Linked DNA regions of Mus musculus: region 2 is linked to region 1. Evidence: chromatin loops called from intact Hi-C (ENCODE). Cell type or tissue: gastrocnemius. All regions are shown on one strand.

The links. A loop is a pair of places that touch in the nucleus more often than their neighbours do. Peaks named below come from ENCODE experiments on the same cell type or tissue, not always from the same donor. Only the 100,000 strongest peaks of a DNase experiment are listed, where the experiment ranks them.
Region 2: a loop joins it to region 1, with 2.4 times the contacts of the local background. A loop is called at or near these places in 17 of 42 quality-filtered maps.

What each region holds. Positions count from the first base shown.
Region 1 is chr9:66,935,258-66,943,257 of GRCm38, reverse strand. No RefSeq gene overlaps it. Among named protein-coding and RNA genes, the nearest start is that of Rps27l, 6.8 kb to the left of the region's middle. In gastrocnemius, a CTCF peak has its summit at 4,191 (motif pointing right); DNase peaks (open chromatin) are centred at 4,210 and 5,554; H3K27ac peaks cover 1,798 bases.
Region 2 is chr9:66,829,689-66,837,688 of GRCm38, reverse strand. Aph1c (aph1 homolog C, gamma secretase subunit) reads left to right here and starts at 2,983. Exons shown (of 6, transcript NM_026674.3): 1 at 2,983-3,203; 2 at 4,360-4,530. The coding sequence starts at 3,091. In gastrocnemius, a CTCF peak has its summit at 3,670; DNase peaks (open chromatin) are centred at 2,858 and 3,553; H3K4me3 peaks cover 1,965 bases; H3K27ac peaks cover 2,851 bases.

The DNA of each region.
Region 1 (8,000 bases):
GTATGTTAAATGCACCTCAGCTGTTTTTCTTGGATCTGAATTTCAACGGTGGTGGTACCTTTCTTTAATCCCAGCATTCAGAAGACAGAGGCAGGCGGATCTTGTAGCCTGGTCTACAGAGCAAGTTCCAGGATAGCCAGAACTACACAAAGAAACCCTATCTTGAAAAGCCTCTCAAAAAATTATTAAACATTAGGGTTCTCTAAAAGGATAGAGCTGAGAGAGAGGTGGGGAAAGAAGGAGAAGAAGAGGAGAAAAGGAAGGGAAGAGGAGGAAAATGGGGGTGGGGGAAGGGAGAGGGACAGAGAGCAGGGAGTGGCTGGATAGTCCATCAATGACTGTCGTCATGCTAGAGAAACTGAGAACCCAGTGGCTTCCCGGTTCAGGAAGCTCACTGCCTTAACAGTCACAATCTGGAAAGTCTGGAAGTTCCCTGGAGAGTCCAATGTACTAAGTCTAACTTAAAAGGCCAAGGATTCTAGAGTCTGTCAGACAATGACGGCAGCATGGCCATACCCACTCAGAAGGAAAGTGGCATATGGCCACAGCCTCCATCTCGCTTCTCTTTTTATCCAGGCTGGAGCCTGCTGGAAGGTGCAATTAAGGGTGGAACCTGCAACCCTACCCAGTCAACATCACACATGGCAGTCCTCTGTGGGCAGTCCCCCAGCGCACTCCCCACCCACCCCCACAGTGCATTTCTTCAGTCCTTGCCCAGTCTTAATCTAGTCAGTTAACAATGTCAACCCTGCCCCTGGAACCCCAGAGTGTGACAGGCCTGAGGCTCTCCCTGTTCTATGCTTGAAATGTACAGGAGGATGCTAACCATTGTTAGGGCTTAGCCATTCAGGCCTTTGCACTCTGCAGACCAGCAGCATCCCATCAACTTACTAACCATTTAGAAACAGAGACTCTTAGGGCAGTTTCGAGGATCTTCAGAGCCAGAATCTGAATCTCATCACATTCCAGAGATGTGTGTAAACATCCCCAAATAAGAAGCCTTAACTAGACTTACAGAATTCTTTGTTCTACGTATGGCGCAGAGGGTGTGACTTAGGGCCAGGCACATGCTGAACACATGCTCCCTGAGCCACACTGCCAGCCACACACTGCCTCTTTCTGGAGTCTTTTTTACCTTAAAAGTGGGAATGTCAGATTTTTGCTACTCCAGGGACAAGAATATTTCTCTTGATGGGAGCAAGAGATCATCCACCTTCCCCTGCAAGGGGCATCTGCTTCTCATGCCAGCGAGTCCTGCCCTCCTGTACCATAGGATGCTGGACATTAATAGGACATTAGAAGCATCAAAGCAGCGGCACCGGACAATTAAATGAGAGATCCCGTGACTGTCTTTAAACACCTCTCCAGGTGATTTCTATGTGCAGCTAGGGGTGAGAAGCACTGCTGTGAGTTTTCAGGACACAAACAGATCCTCATCCAAAACAAGTGGCACTTGATGTTGGACTTTCCAACCTCAAGAACAGTGAGTGGTCTTTTTTCTTTTTTTCAAGTACTTCTATAGTTCTTCTTATATTGTCTTTATATATTATTATTATTGGTTATTTCATTTATTTACATTTTAAATGTTATCCCCCTTCCCAGTTTCCCCTCAGAAAACTCCCTATCCCATCCCCCCTCCTCCCTGCTTCTATGAGGGAGTTCCCCCTCCCCCCCCACATTCTCACCTCACCACCCTAGCATTCCCCTATGCTGGGGCATCAGGCCTCCACAGGCTCAAAAGATTTTCCAACATATAGCAAGGACACATGCTCCACTATGTTCATAGCAGCCTTATTTATAAGAGCCAGAAGTTCAGTACCCCTCTTTTAAATGTTATATATAAATAAACTCAGCCAGATGTGATGGGTGTGGCTGTAATTCCAGCATTTGGGAATCAGTGGCAGAATTACTGAAAGGGTTCCAGGCCAGCCTGGGCTACAAAGTGAGACCCAGTCTTAATAAACAAACAAATGGAACTTTAGTAGCCAGATGAGATCTCCTAGAATCTAGCCTGCCAGCCTTCCAGGGTCAAGTCTCTGGCCTTCTCCTCATCTCCCCTGCCATCTCTGCCTGCAAACCTTCTGTCTGCCCAAGCCACCAGGGAAGAAACAGAGCTACTTACTTTGAGTCATAGGAAGGCACTCTCTCCAAGCTTCTGGTGATCCTGCAGCCCATAGGAAAGATGCTCTGAGGTCAGCATAAACGAATGGCTGGAACCTCTCCCTTTTGTGGACTCTTATTGCCTACATTAATCACTTTTTAATAACCACTGCTGTCCCATGCATACTTTGTCTGTATTCTTTCGCTTAAAATTCCACATGCCACTCAAAGGTCAGGGTTTGTTCGTTCCTCAGATGCTAGAAATGAGCTGCGAAAGCCTGCCACTTGACACAGCTGACTCGATGGCTGCTCTTTGTGGACTAGCTGTGTGGTTCAGCTAGAATCCTTCTAGTTTCAACTTTTCTGGATCTTTCCTGGTGAATGCCATTTATTATTCCTCCCTTAATTTTTTGGATGAAGAAAAAAAAAAACCCAAAGACCTCTGAATTCTGGGTAGTCTTCAGTTAATTCACTTCTAGAACCGGGAGAATAAGCTGTACTTGTTTGGGGATTGATGACAACACAATGAATGTGGCTTCTTCTCTTGGGAAGTGTGCATAAGCGAAATAAATGGAATTCTTTCCGATTTTCCCTTAGCTAAAAGCTGATCAAAAGGCTGTAGCTAAAGGGCTCAAAGTGTTAAGTAGAATGAATGGTGCTTTCATTATTTACAACGAAAAACTCCACTATTAATGGAATGTCTGTAACATACAGAGGGCAGATAATGTAAACCCCTCTCTTGGGAGCATGGAGACTTAACTGAAAGCTGTTTTCTTGACTATAAAATGAAGTGTGTGTGTGTGTGTGTGTGTGTGTGTGTACAGGTATGCATATATGTGTGGGTGCACATAAGTATGTGCACATATGTGTGCCTGTGTGTACAATGTATATGCACATGTGTGTACATGTGTGTAAAATGTATATGCACATACATGTGCATGTGTGTACAAGCCAGAGGTCAAACTGTGTAAGTTCCTCAGCAGCTGTCCATCTAGTTTGTTGAGACAGTGTCTTTTTACTGGGTCAGTTGGGATGCCTGGCTGCAGAGCTCTGGGGATCCTCCTGTCTCCCCAGTTCTGGGCTTACAAGCCTACACACCATGCCTGGCTTTTTATGTGGGTGCTGGGGATCATAGGTTCTCATGCTTAAGTGACACGAATTTTGCCCACTGTCACCTCAGTCCCCTAAAATAAAAATAATTTCATAAAGTGTCTCATCAGATGAAACAGTGCATAGTGTAAGCGTTTAATAAATGCTAACTACAATTCATTGTGCTAGTTGACTTTTGAGAGAGAGAGAGAGAGAAAGAGAGAGAGTCTCTACATAGCCCTGGCAGTCCTAAAACTCACTCTGTAGACCAGGGTGGCATGGAACTCACAGAGATCCATCTGCTTTTGCCTCCTGAGTCCTGGGAATAAAGGCATGTGCTACCACCCCAAATGCTTGTCAATAGTTGAAAAACTAGTTGGGGAACTGGTAAGATGGTTCAGTGCGTAAAAGTACTTGTGATGGAAACCTGACAACCCGAGTTTATGGACTGGAAGGTAGAAGGAGAGGAGCAACTCCACAAAGTTGTCCTCTGACCTCCACAAGCATGTGCATGTGCATGTGCACACATTCACACACACAAATACATACATACATACATACATACATACATACATACAACAACAACAACAAATAAAAATAAATTTAAAATTAAGATCTCAGCTTGAGCTGGACCTCCTGGTGGTACAGGCTTATATCTCAGCCACTTGAGAGACCAAGGCATAAGAATTGTAAGCTCAAAGTTGCATGGGATACCGAGTGAATTCAAGGCCAGCCCGAGTGATCAGAGACCCTATCTCATAACTAATTTCTTGTTCTTTTTCAGGGCTAGAGCTATACCTTGTGACACAGTGCTTGTCTAGTGTGCATGAAGCTGGGGCTCAGTCCCAGTACTGAAGAAGGAAGAAGTGACTTAGGCCTCTACATCTTATGTTGTTGATCCAATGTCTTTACATTAGCTCCACCTTAAGTAACGTGAATATTTCCCATCTGTATAAAGAACGCATTTCATCAAAAGAAAAGAGACTGTCCTTTCAAGTTCCAGTAGGTGGCGCAAGGAGCTACTTGTCCTACATGTGCTGGCCAAGAGAGAGGTAGGTCATCTTTGTTTCAGGAGACTTCCCCATCTGCCTGGTTTGTGCTAATGACTCCACACATAGCTATGTAATTTCCTTCAGACACAGTCAATGGGTACCATCGGTTTTCCTGAAGAAGGTATACAGTGTATTAGACAATTGATCATGAGTTTATTTACCCTTAGTATCTTCTCCTAAATATTGCATTCATCTGAAACTAGTTAACTGAATTAAAATTACTTAAATTCCTCTTACACAAAAATGTCTCTACATGAAGCATGGGTCCTAAACATGTCAAATTATGATGATGTCTTGTTCAAGTACCCAGTAGAGGCCTGTTGTTATGAATGAGGGCAGCTGAGCAGGCTTTGTATAATGTATAATCTCAAGCAATGGCATTTGGCAAATGAGTTTGTGGCATGCAAGGTCTATGTGTGCTGGTCCATAGTTTTTTCTCATTTCTGTTGTGTAAATAATCCCATCGTGCTGATATCGAACTATTGAAGGCCAGAGAGGTTCCCTGGAGCAGGAGTTACAGATGGTTGTGAGCTACCAGACATGGGTGCTGGGAACCAAATCTGGTTCTCTACAAGAGCAGCAAGCGCTCCTTAACTGATAAGGCCATCCCTCCAGCCTCAGAGGACTGGTTTTGAAGGATAGAAGAAGCCTGGTTAGGGATGAAAGCCTAACCATCAAGAAGCAAGCTCTGTGACCGGGAACTGGGACTCGCTCTTGTCATCAAAGCAGAAGACAAGAAGTCAATTCACAGTAGCTTGTGTCCCTGAACTACTGTAATAGGGTACCTCAGAGCATTTAGCTAGACACAGGACTTACCTTTGAATCTGGGGCAGGGCCATACCTGCATGTCAGAGTCAGAGTCCCTGAACTCGGCCTGATCAATTGTTGGAGAAGCTGGATAGGATTTGGATGTTCCTGATGGCTGGTGTCTGTCTGTTTGTTTGTTTGTTTGTTTGTTTGTTTGTTTCTGAAAGATACATGATCAGTGTCATCTGGAGGTACAGTGGAGGTACAGATTGCCCTATAGAAAAATCCCAGGCTAGACAAAACCCTGAGTGTAGCATCATAATCCCACCCACTTCCCTACTTCACAAGAAAATATACCAGGAAATGACTAGATGAAGAGAGAGCATCGTTCCATAATTTTTTACCTCTAATCTTACCATCAGGAATTACCTGTGTGCCTGCCACTGTCAGGCATCGTGACAAAAACCCCAGGGTGGGCATCAAGCCAGGCCAGCGTGATGCAGCAGATCCCTGGCTTAGCCCCTCTCCTTGCCCGCCTATGGGCTTAGCTCTGGCTTGTTGAGTTTCAAGTAAACGAGACTTCTCACACTTGCCCTGAGCCGAAAGTGAGCTGAGCACTGGCCATGTGCCAGGGCCAAGCCCCATGGGAGTGGGAACAGAATCCTGAGAGGCCGGCCACTGGGAATGAAGACGGCTATCCTCTGGCTGCCTCCCTTACCCTCCCAGGGCAACCTAGTTTCTCATCTCTTCTCCCAGATACTTTGGTTTCTTCTTTCCACAGCCCACTTGCTCTCGCTTCCCTGTGCACGCACTGAATAAGGCCTCACCTCCCTTTTATATGCTGTCCTACTTCTGAGGCCAACTGTGGCTGACCAGAGTTCTCTGTCCCAATTCCAAATGTGGCAGAGAGAGAATCATTGTCTCAGTGTGGCTCTACAGTGTCTGCCCCAACCATCTGTGGCCAGGGCAGCAGAGATACTTGAGGTGATAGTAGCTCCTGTAGAGGGGCCTGGGGAAAGGAGGCATAGGTCAATGGAACCCCACAGGGTACTACTCCTTCCTAAGCATTGTCACGACTTCCCGTGGCACTGAAATCCTCTCTAGACTGTCCATTGCTGTTCTGTCTTCTCCCTGAAACATGGGATGTTAATTGAATATAGTTTGTTTGTTTGTTTGTTATAAGACATTCTCTCACTGTGAAGCTTTGGCTGGCTTGAAGCTTGCTATGTAGATGAGATCAGACTCATAGAGATCCATCAGCTCTGTCTCCAAGTACTGGGGTTAAAGGCTTGTGCCACCATACCCATTGGTCATAGTTTCTTATAGAAAACATTTTCTCCATAATCTCAGGGGGAAAGATGTCAACAACTTGAGGCCATAATGATGTCTGTGGTCCATGCAGCTGCTGGGACCCATGTCTGGGTCTGCAGCGGGGATTGGGGAGGGGTGTTGATGTCTGTGGCCCGTGTTATCACTGAAAGCCATGCAGATGTCCATGGACTGGGCTGCTCCTGGGGACTGTATGGGTATCCATGGCATGCACTGCCACCAGAGACCATGCTGAGGTCTGTGGCGTGTGCTGACACTGGAGGCCAGGTGGATGTGTGTGGTCTGTGCTCCAGCTGACTGTGAAGGACAAGGAAACTTCTACTGCAGTGGTATCGACGACTGCAGACGCACAGTTGAAAAAAGGGAGACACAGAAGGCTTCTGGGACAACTCCTGTCCCTTAATAAAAGGAACAACCTATACAGGAAGCCACTAAAGAGAAGTCATAAAAATTGTGATAAGGATGATGGTGTACAGTCCCTCACAGTTGATGGCTAATGGTGGGGGGCTCAGTAGGGGGAAGGATTCGTTTTTCTTGAAGGGGCTGGCCACAGGGAGTTTGAACATGCTCCAGTGACTATATGGACAACACAAAATGGACTTTTTTCTTTTTTTTAATCTTTAGGTTTGAGGGGATGGGCAGAAGGTCACTGGGGTAGAGGGAAGACCTGGAAAACTGGGAAGCAAAAGTGATCAGGGAACATTATGTGATATTCCCAAATAATCGATACAAATATTATGTTTAAAAATCTCTACAAAAAAAAAAAAAAAAAACAGGCTGTGCTCATGTGGAATAATCAAATCTGGAGGTGAAGCATGGAAGGAAGAAAGTGTTGAAATGACAATGGCAGGCATGCTAAGAACTCAGTTGACAAGATCTAAGTGTTCCCAGGAGCAGGTTCTACAACCTACAAAATGAATATGCACAAAACCCAAGCGATTCATTTGCAAAAAGCCTTTTAACACAGGGCTATCATGAATATGTGAGAATTGGTTCAATCGTACTTCAAGGAACCAAATAATAAAATCTGAAATTAGGGGTGAGAGGCAGAAAACCTAGAGGTCCTGATCCCAGTGGATTCCTGCCCCAGGTATAAGACAGCATTAAAGGAGCTATGGGCCAGGTTTTTAAAACCTGTTTCTAGGTTTGAAAAGCAACTGAGACTCCTTTCCCTATAATCTGTAATTAATGATGACAAGAGGAGGAGGGGTGAGGAGGAAGAGGAGGCAGAGGGAGAGAAACAGGCAGAAAGATTTCCTATGCAATTGTTTTGTGTTAGATACTATGCTAAGTTCTTCACATGGACTGTCTCATTAGACACTTTATTTTGAGACAAGGTCTTATGAAGCCTAAGACAGATTTTTACCACTGGCAAAATATCCAGAAGAAAGGTCCTCAGAAGAGGAAAGGCTTATTTCAACTCCTGGCTTTAGCGGTATCAGTTCATGGCCAGTTGACTCCATTGCTTTTATGCTGGTGTTGAGACAGACCACCATGGTGGTGGCAGAGTATGACAGAGAAGGAGGCTCACCTCATGGCAGCCAAGAAGCAGAGAAGGTCAAAAGGGGCCTGGGGACCAGATACAACTTTTGAGAGCATGCGTAGTGTACCATTTGCTTTTCTCTTGCTGTGATAAAACACCATAACCCAAAATCAAACTTAAGGGAGAAAGAATTTCTTCTG
Region 2 (8,000 bases), 110 kb after region 1:
CGCTTGCTGTTCGTCCAGAAGACCAATGTTCAGTTCCTAGAACCCACATGAGGTGGCTCACAACTGTCTGTAACTGCAGTCCCATGAGGCCAGATGCCTTTGGCCCCTGTGGGCACCTGCCCTCATGTGCACATTCCCACACACAGACATACACACCTATACATAACTTAAAAAAAAAAAAATAGGCCTACTATGGTGGCACAGACATTTTATCCCAGTGCTAAGGAGGAAGAGTCCTTTATGAGTTCAAAGCCAGCTTGGTCTGTATAGTAAGTTCCAGGCCAGTCAGAGCTATGTAATGAGACCCTGTTTCAAACTAATAAATATAGAGTGGAATAAATGTACATGTGACTGTTTAAGGTGGCAAAGATGACAGCTTCTGTAAGAAATAGTTCTTATTTTTCAGACATGATAAACAAAATGCCTTAAACTAGTTCCCAGCTTTTTCTACCAGTGAGAAAGTGTCTTTTCTCAGTGTCTTTTTACTGAGGCTTTCCCAGAACCATTTGTGATGGGTGTATTAGTTATGTTTCTTATTGCTGTTGACAAGATACCTGACACGAAACAGTTTCAGGGATGAACGGTTTCTTTTGGCTTACAGTTGAGGAGCTTACACTTCATGAAGGTGGGAAAGGCATAGCAAGAAGAGGAGAGGCAGCTGGTCACATTGCATCTACAATCACAAAGCCAATGATGATCAGGAAATCAGACTGGGTTACAAAACCTCAAGCCCATCCCTAATGAACCACTTCTTCCATCAGTGCTCTACCTCCTGAAGAGTCAACAACCTTCCTGAACCGTGCCACCAATTGGGGTCCAAGTGTTCAAACTTGGCCAGAAGGAGACAGGTCAGATGCAGACTATAGCAATGGATATTCAGAATGTATAGGTGTGTCAGGCTTGGTCCTCAAGATAACTCATGAGGTAGTCTCACTTAACATGAATAAAGATGTATCTTAAATATGAATGGCCAGAGAACTTTATAATCTTTATTCTTAAGCTTCTTAGAAATTATGAAATTAATAGATTTCAGATGCTTCAATGCTTCATCTTCAAGATTATTCTATTCCTTACTTTAGTTTCTTCTAGGCACTGGGAAATAACAAAGTCTTTTCCCTCTGGAAGTTTACATTTAAACAGGAAGACAGATGCATCACTGAAATTGACTTGTGATTGAATGTATAGCAAAGCGATGTTACTATAAGAATGTCAAGCAAAACACAGCTCTCATTTCAAAATTGTTTATTCTGCAGCCAAATTTGAGTGATCTTGGCCTGGGGAACAGAGTATTGGGGTTGCCCCAAATACTGTTTTCCCACATGGAAATGAGTACATGAAGTTTTTACAGTTACAAAAGAAAGTAATAAATCAAGGCCCCTTTCAGATGCATTATTGGAAATATCAGGTAAGTGGGGCAGAGCAGAGCAGGGAAATCTCTGCTACAGGTGTCAGATGCTGCAATCCGATGACATTCTTAGCTTTGGGGTTTGTGGAGGCTAGTAGTAAATATGAAGGAAAAAACCTGTCACGTGATAGTCACAAGGGCATTAGAGCAGATGCAGAGGTGGGAATGAATAGCTGTTAAAGAGGCTAGATAGCCCAAGATATTGGCTCTGTATCTACAGCGTTTCAATTCTCCACAAACATGAATGTAATTAGTCAATATTAACCTTGTAGCATTCTTAACATAGCTGTGGTTGTTTGTCCTGAAATTTAAATTCAGATATGATTAGAGAATGCCTTTAAAATTTTTTAAGTTTTTGGAGATCAGGGCTGTTAGTGGCACAGAAACCAACTTGTCAGAACAACTCGTCAGTATTTCATTATTCCTTTTCCATAGGGGATGATTCACCTGGGTCATACCAGCCCAGTTGGATTTTTACATAGGATGGGAGCCCCACATTCCTGCAACCACGGACACAGAAAAAATACTTACTTTAAAGGAACCGTGCCCCTGTCCTGCTGTTTACTTCAATTGACCTTCAGCACAAAAGTGGCCTGGTAATCTCCCTTAGACCACCTTACAGTTGGCCAGCACCAGGGACAATGTGTACCCACAGGCAAGAGGGCTGGGGCACAGCTTTTAAGTCTTCAGTGAGCCACGCTTTGGAATAAGGACCTGCAGCGCTGGCAAGTCTGAGGCTTGGTGTAGCCCTTTGCCTCTCGGAGGTCTAGGCGCCCGCCCAGTTCGGCGGGCAACTTTCATTGCCCCAAGAAACCTAGAGAAGAAACCTTGAAGGACCCCTTTCCATTCTCAGCACCCCGAGTGCTCTGAAGAACTGCCCAGCCCTCAAGGCCCCGCCCCGCAGTCTGACGGCACGTGGAGTCCCAGGAGGCCGCGTTGCTGCCCAGCCTGCCCGCACACCGAATCCTTCCAGGCTGCACCTCCGCTCTGACCGCTTGTGAAGCCCCTCGAGGCCCTGTCCCCTGCGCTGTACGCACGCAGAGACACTAGAGGCCGCCCCGGTTCTGACAGCACGTGGAGCCCCTCGAGGAACCGCCTCTCTGACAGCTTCTCGATGCCGCTGCACAGGTTCTAACAGTACTCTGAGCCTCTCAAGAAATAGCTTCCCGAATCCTGCACCGCCATTCGCTCTCAGCGCCTGGAGCACCTCCTGGAACTACCTCCCGAGATCCGCCTGGACACCCCTCTGCGACTGACCGTTGTGCGATACAGGCTCTGTTTTTCGAGCTCCGCCCCCGCCCAGTCCTGCCTTGCTGTGGAGCAGCTCGAGGACCCGCCTCCTCGACTCCACCCCGCCCTCTGCAAAAACAAGCCGCGGAGCATCTCAAGGCACTTCATCTAGAGCGCCGCTCCGCCCTCTGCTCTGACTGGCTGTGTCCTGCACCGCCCCCAGGCTCTGATTGGCCAGAAACCGCCCCTAAGGCACCGCCTCTCGTACGTCCCGCCCTCCGCTCAAAAAAGCCTTGGAGCACCTCGAGGCCCCGCCTCCCGGGCTTTGCTCCGCCCCCTTCTCTGATCGAGCCCGGAGTACCTGGCAGGCCTGCCCCGCCCCGCATTCCGCTAAGAAATCGTCCCAGTCACCTCGGATCCACTCAGGTCCCCCGGGACTGGCTTCTGTGGGTACCATGACGCTGCCTGTGTTCTTCGGTTGCGCCTTCATCGCCTTCGGGCCCGCGTTCGCACTCTACCTCTTCACCATCGCCACCGACCCTTTGCGCGTCATTTTCCTCATCGCTGGGTGAGGTTGAGCCGAGTCCCGGACACCGCGGGTCCCTCCCTCTCCTGGGTTTCCACGACCCCGGGATCCCCATCTCCCAGTGGCTCCCAGCTTGTGGGACTGTCCAAGACTGGGGGGAGGGGGTTCAGGCTGAGCAGGCGAGTCCTGCGGGTCTTGGCTTCTGTGGAAGATGGGAATAAGTGGATACATTCGTGTATGGAGCCTTAGTCTTTCCGTAGGAATTTCTCATTTCACTCAGTGCTCAGCGGCATCGAAGAGCTGTTCTCACTCTCTGCCATTAAAGACACCTGGGGATCAGTTGTCCACCTCCTCAACCCCCGTTCTTGGACTCAGAATGCCTGTGAGGAATTTGGGCTCAGATTTTTCTTGTAGGCCCCTGGGTAATGGTTGGGGTGCAGCCAATGGTGAAAGCCTGAGAAAACCGCTGCAACACCTGACCAGTCTTGCTGAGAACTTGGTAAATATCTAACTCTGCTGGTGACTGCGGTCTTGATCCCTTTGCACCTGCTGAGACTGAGTTTCTGAGACTTGGCACCCAGGCAACTCACTGGCTAGCCAGGAACTCCAGCCTCTCTGCGTTCTTTTTTCCTGTAATAAATAGTGCTCCTTCGCTGTTGGCATTAAAAATCAATAGAGTCTGTTGAACGTCAAGCTTGCTGTGTCCTTAAAGTCCACAGGAAGGTTGTAAGAACCGGGCCTGGAAAACAACTAGACCACAGCATGGGTTTTCAACTTCTGAGTTTTCCATGGTGCACACAATAAATACAGGTGTAGGTGTTTGTTTTCCTTCAGAAAAGATACTTATCTTTACAGACAGCTAAGCCATTAAATTCACATTTTCTAGGATATGAAAATTGTAACAGCCACTGGTTATATGTTTCTATGGCACACCAATGAGGCAAAGCAGTAACCAACTTCCTCGTTGCCAGTCCTTGGCAGATAGTGTTCTGGTGTACACAGACAGGGTCACTGAATCGTCCTTGTTGAGGGCATCTGACGTTCCTCTTGGACTGTTTTTTCACTAGGAGGAAAATGGACCATTGATTAGCAAATGCTGATTCGGAATACCATGTGAAGGGGTTCTTTCCTAAAAAAGATCAAGATATTTGTTTCCTGTGCTTCTGTTAACTCGTGACTTTTGTCTTCTACGTTCCAGTGCTTTCTTCTGGTTGGTGTCTCTCCTGCTTTCGTCCATGTTTTGGTTCCTAGTGAGAGTCATTACTAACAACAGAGATGAATCAGTACAGAATTATCTGCTCATCTTCGGAGCGTTGCTCTCTGTCTGTATCCAAGAGCTGTTCAGGCTCGCATATTATAAGCTGTTAAAGTAAGTTAAATGTTTGTTTTATTTTCCCAGTTAGACTTGAATTATGATTTGGTGGTTGTTACATTTCTAGCCTGAAAATTGTATTTAAATTTATGACCTGGCTTGCCTGCCTGCCTGCCTGTCCGCCCGCCCGCCCTCCCACCCTCCTGCTCCCCTGCTCCCCTGCTCCCCTGCTCCCTTGCCTTTCCCTCCTTCTCCTTCCTCCCAAAAGTGTTTCTTGAGAATTTTCCCAGATACTTTGTCAGAACTGGAGGTGCAAAGGTAAAACAGAAGCTCTGGTGGTGCACACCTTAATCCCCAGAGGCAGGCAGAGATCTGTGAGTTTGAGGCCAGTCTGGTTTACAAAGTGAGTTCCTTGACATCCACAGAGTATAGTGAAGCCTCTCTTAAAAAAAAAAAAAAAAAAAAAAAAAAAAACAGAGAGTGGGAGAGACTGTCACGAGGACTGGCTTGTGTGTGTGTGTGTGTGTGTGTGTGTGTGTGAGATGAGCTTTCATTTGGGACTAGGATATGATCAGCTGAAGGACCCATGAGGACGTCACATGAAACCAGTAATTTGAGTCAGAGCTTGGACTTGGAGCCCTAGGTTCTTATGTTCTTTCAGGAAGTTATGAGTTTAGCCTTGCTTCTGTGGTAAGGTCAGTGGAGTAACAAATGTTTTCGTTCCTGCCACTCAGACTCTCCACGAAGTTCATAGATAAAACCTAAAGTAAGTCTCAGCAACACCCCCTGGGACAGGCTTCTGGTCATCTCCCTTCCTAACATGTTGTTATTCTGGATTTTTAAAAACATCTTGCTTTTAGCAGTAGATATTGAGTTCCCTTTTCATAATGAGGCAATTTAAGTTACAAATTGAAAACCAGGAAGCCATTTCTTAGTAGCAAAAAAAGCATAGCTTTGGAGTACCTGGCAAGATGATGGTTCAGTGGGTAAACGTGCTTGCCACCAAGCCTGATGACCCGAGATCAAGCCCCGGCACCCATTTAAAGGTAGAAAAAAATGAAAGGACTTCAAGTTGTCTCTTGACCGTCACATGTATACCATGGCATTTATGTGATCAGGAGTATGCACATACAGAAAATAAATAATAAATAAATGTAACTTTAAAAATATACTTTTGAAAAGGTTTAACATGAAAATTTGTAGTCTCTGGGAAAAAATGTAAAGAGCATTAAGTAAATGTTGGAAGTAATGTTTAGGACAGAGAATGTAGCTCAAGTTGGTAGAGCCCATGCTAGCCTGCCCAGAGCCCGTGGGTTTGATCTCCAGTATTGTTTTAAAAATTAAAGAAAGAGAGGAAAAACTAACATTTTAAGCTGGGCATGGTGGCCATGAAAGAGCCCAGAGCTTTCAAAGAAACAAAATGTAACATTTAAGTTGTTTACAGGGAGGACATCTAATTGTGTTGAATATTTGTGATATGCAAAAGTTAGTTATTACCATCATAAAGATTTAATTTATTGTTGCTTTTTATTTTAAAGTACTCGGCGTTGAGGGCAGGGTATTGCACATAATAGGCAAACAATCCATGCCCCTCCCCCTCAGCCTACAGGCTGACTTTAACTGGATATTTTCACAGGGTAATCAAAATGGTTCTACTTTTGTCCTGTGCCATTGAAATCTCAGCCACATGATTGTCACAGGGTCCCTGTCAAGGCTCAGCACTCCTCAGTTCAAGGTGTGGTTGTTGCTTCTAAGCCCTTCTCTCCCCTTGGCAGTTGGCAGTGGATGCGTCCCCTTTTGTTACCGCCTGATTTTCACCATATGCTTTTGCTACAATGTGATTAAAGCCCTTGACCAGAGTTGTTTTCTAAATAACTCAGCCTCACAGTGTACCGACAGATAAACTAACAGTGTCCCTAGCTAAGTAAAATAATAAAATGGGCATGGTGGGGCATCCCTGTACTCTTTACTCTCCAACGACAGTGAGGCCAGCCAGTGACACGAGACCAGCTCAAAAACCAAGCAAACAAGCAAGAAAAACCTCAAATATCTTAAATACATAAATCCAGAAGTGGAATAAACTTCCTCTTGATGTGTAGCAGTTTCGAGAGAGGAAATGTTGGGGCACCAACAGTTCCCTGTTAACATTAGGAAGTGAGAAAGCACAAAACATGACAGAGATTGGTGGGATGTCTCATCTGTTTGCACAAGTCTAAATTCTCCATTACATTTGTTAAGGTTCCCAGGAACAAAAATTAGAAGTTCCAAATTTTACAATATAAAATTGTGAAACTATTGATAAATCATTTTCTTCATGTTTGTTTAAGATAGCATCTCACTATGTAACACTGACTGGCCTGGAGCTTATTATAAAGCCAGCCTGGCCTTGAACTCACAGAGCTCCAACTGCCTGTCACCCAAGTGCTAGGATTAAAGGGGACTCCACCACCTCTGTCTTGTTCTTTTTTGTGTGTATGTGCGAGTGTGAGATTAACAAGGGTTCTGTATAGAAATACACCATTTGCGTTTTTTGTTGTTGTTTTGTTTTATTTTGCTTTGTTTTACTCTGAAACAGGGTCTCCTGCAGTCTCCCGTGGCCTCCAACCTAGTATATAATTGAGAATGACCTTGAACTTCTGACCTTACTGGAATTTCAGACATGGGCTATCATGGCTAGAAACTTTATATCTTCCTGATTGCAGTACCACAGTGTGTCCAATAGAGAAAAACAACTTACACAAAACAGAAATTATCCTAACGTATTGATTAAACTGCACTGATACATTTGTTGATAATCGATTATTGCTGTTGTATAACTCATAAGGTTTAACTAACATGTAAAAGAGTTCCTTGAATGGTAGGTTTATTTTATTAGTTGGTTTCTGCTGCAGAGACAGTCACATAAACATCTGGGTCACATCCTTCCTACTAAACAGTGCTTCCAAATGGACAACACTGAAATAGCAAATTGTTCTTTTCGATTCTAGAAAAGCAGAGGACAGTGTGCATATGGCTATTTTGATTGAATTCTACATCACCAGAACAGTGATTAATAAAGCAATGATATTCATGCAGTATTTCTGTATTTATGCAATAAGTAGACCAACAGTAATAAGTATTTGTTCCTTGATATTTAAAATGTATTTTATGTTGGCTTTTTGAGTAGATATCACTGTATAGACCAGGATGGCCTTGAACATGCAGTAGTTCTAGTACCTTAGTCTCCCAAGTGCTACGACTACAAACCTGCGCCCCACACCTGGCTCCCCTGGAGTTTCAATTCACACAGAGGCTGGGAAATAAGTATTCTCTGGTTGACAGGTCTGTTCTTAGAGTTCCTCTCACCTCATTTTGTTTCAGCACTGACTGACAGGTCATTCCAAAGTGTTGGTTCTTTTGCTACTTTAGTAGATAGACTTTACAGTGAGTATAATTCAAATATCCTTTCAGTTGGCCTGTAAACAGCTGCAGAGCTTCTGGGCCACAGAGACAGCAGTATAATGAGCCACGCCTAACAGTCCTAATAT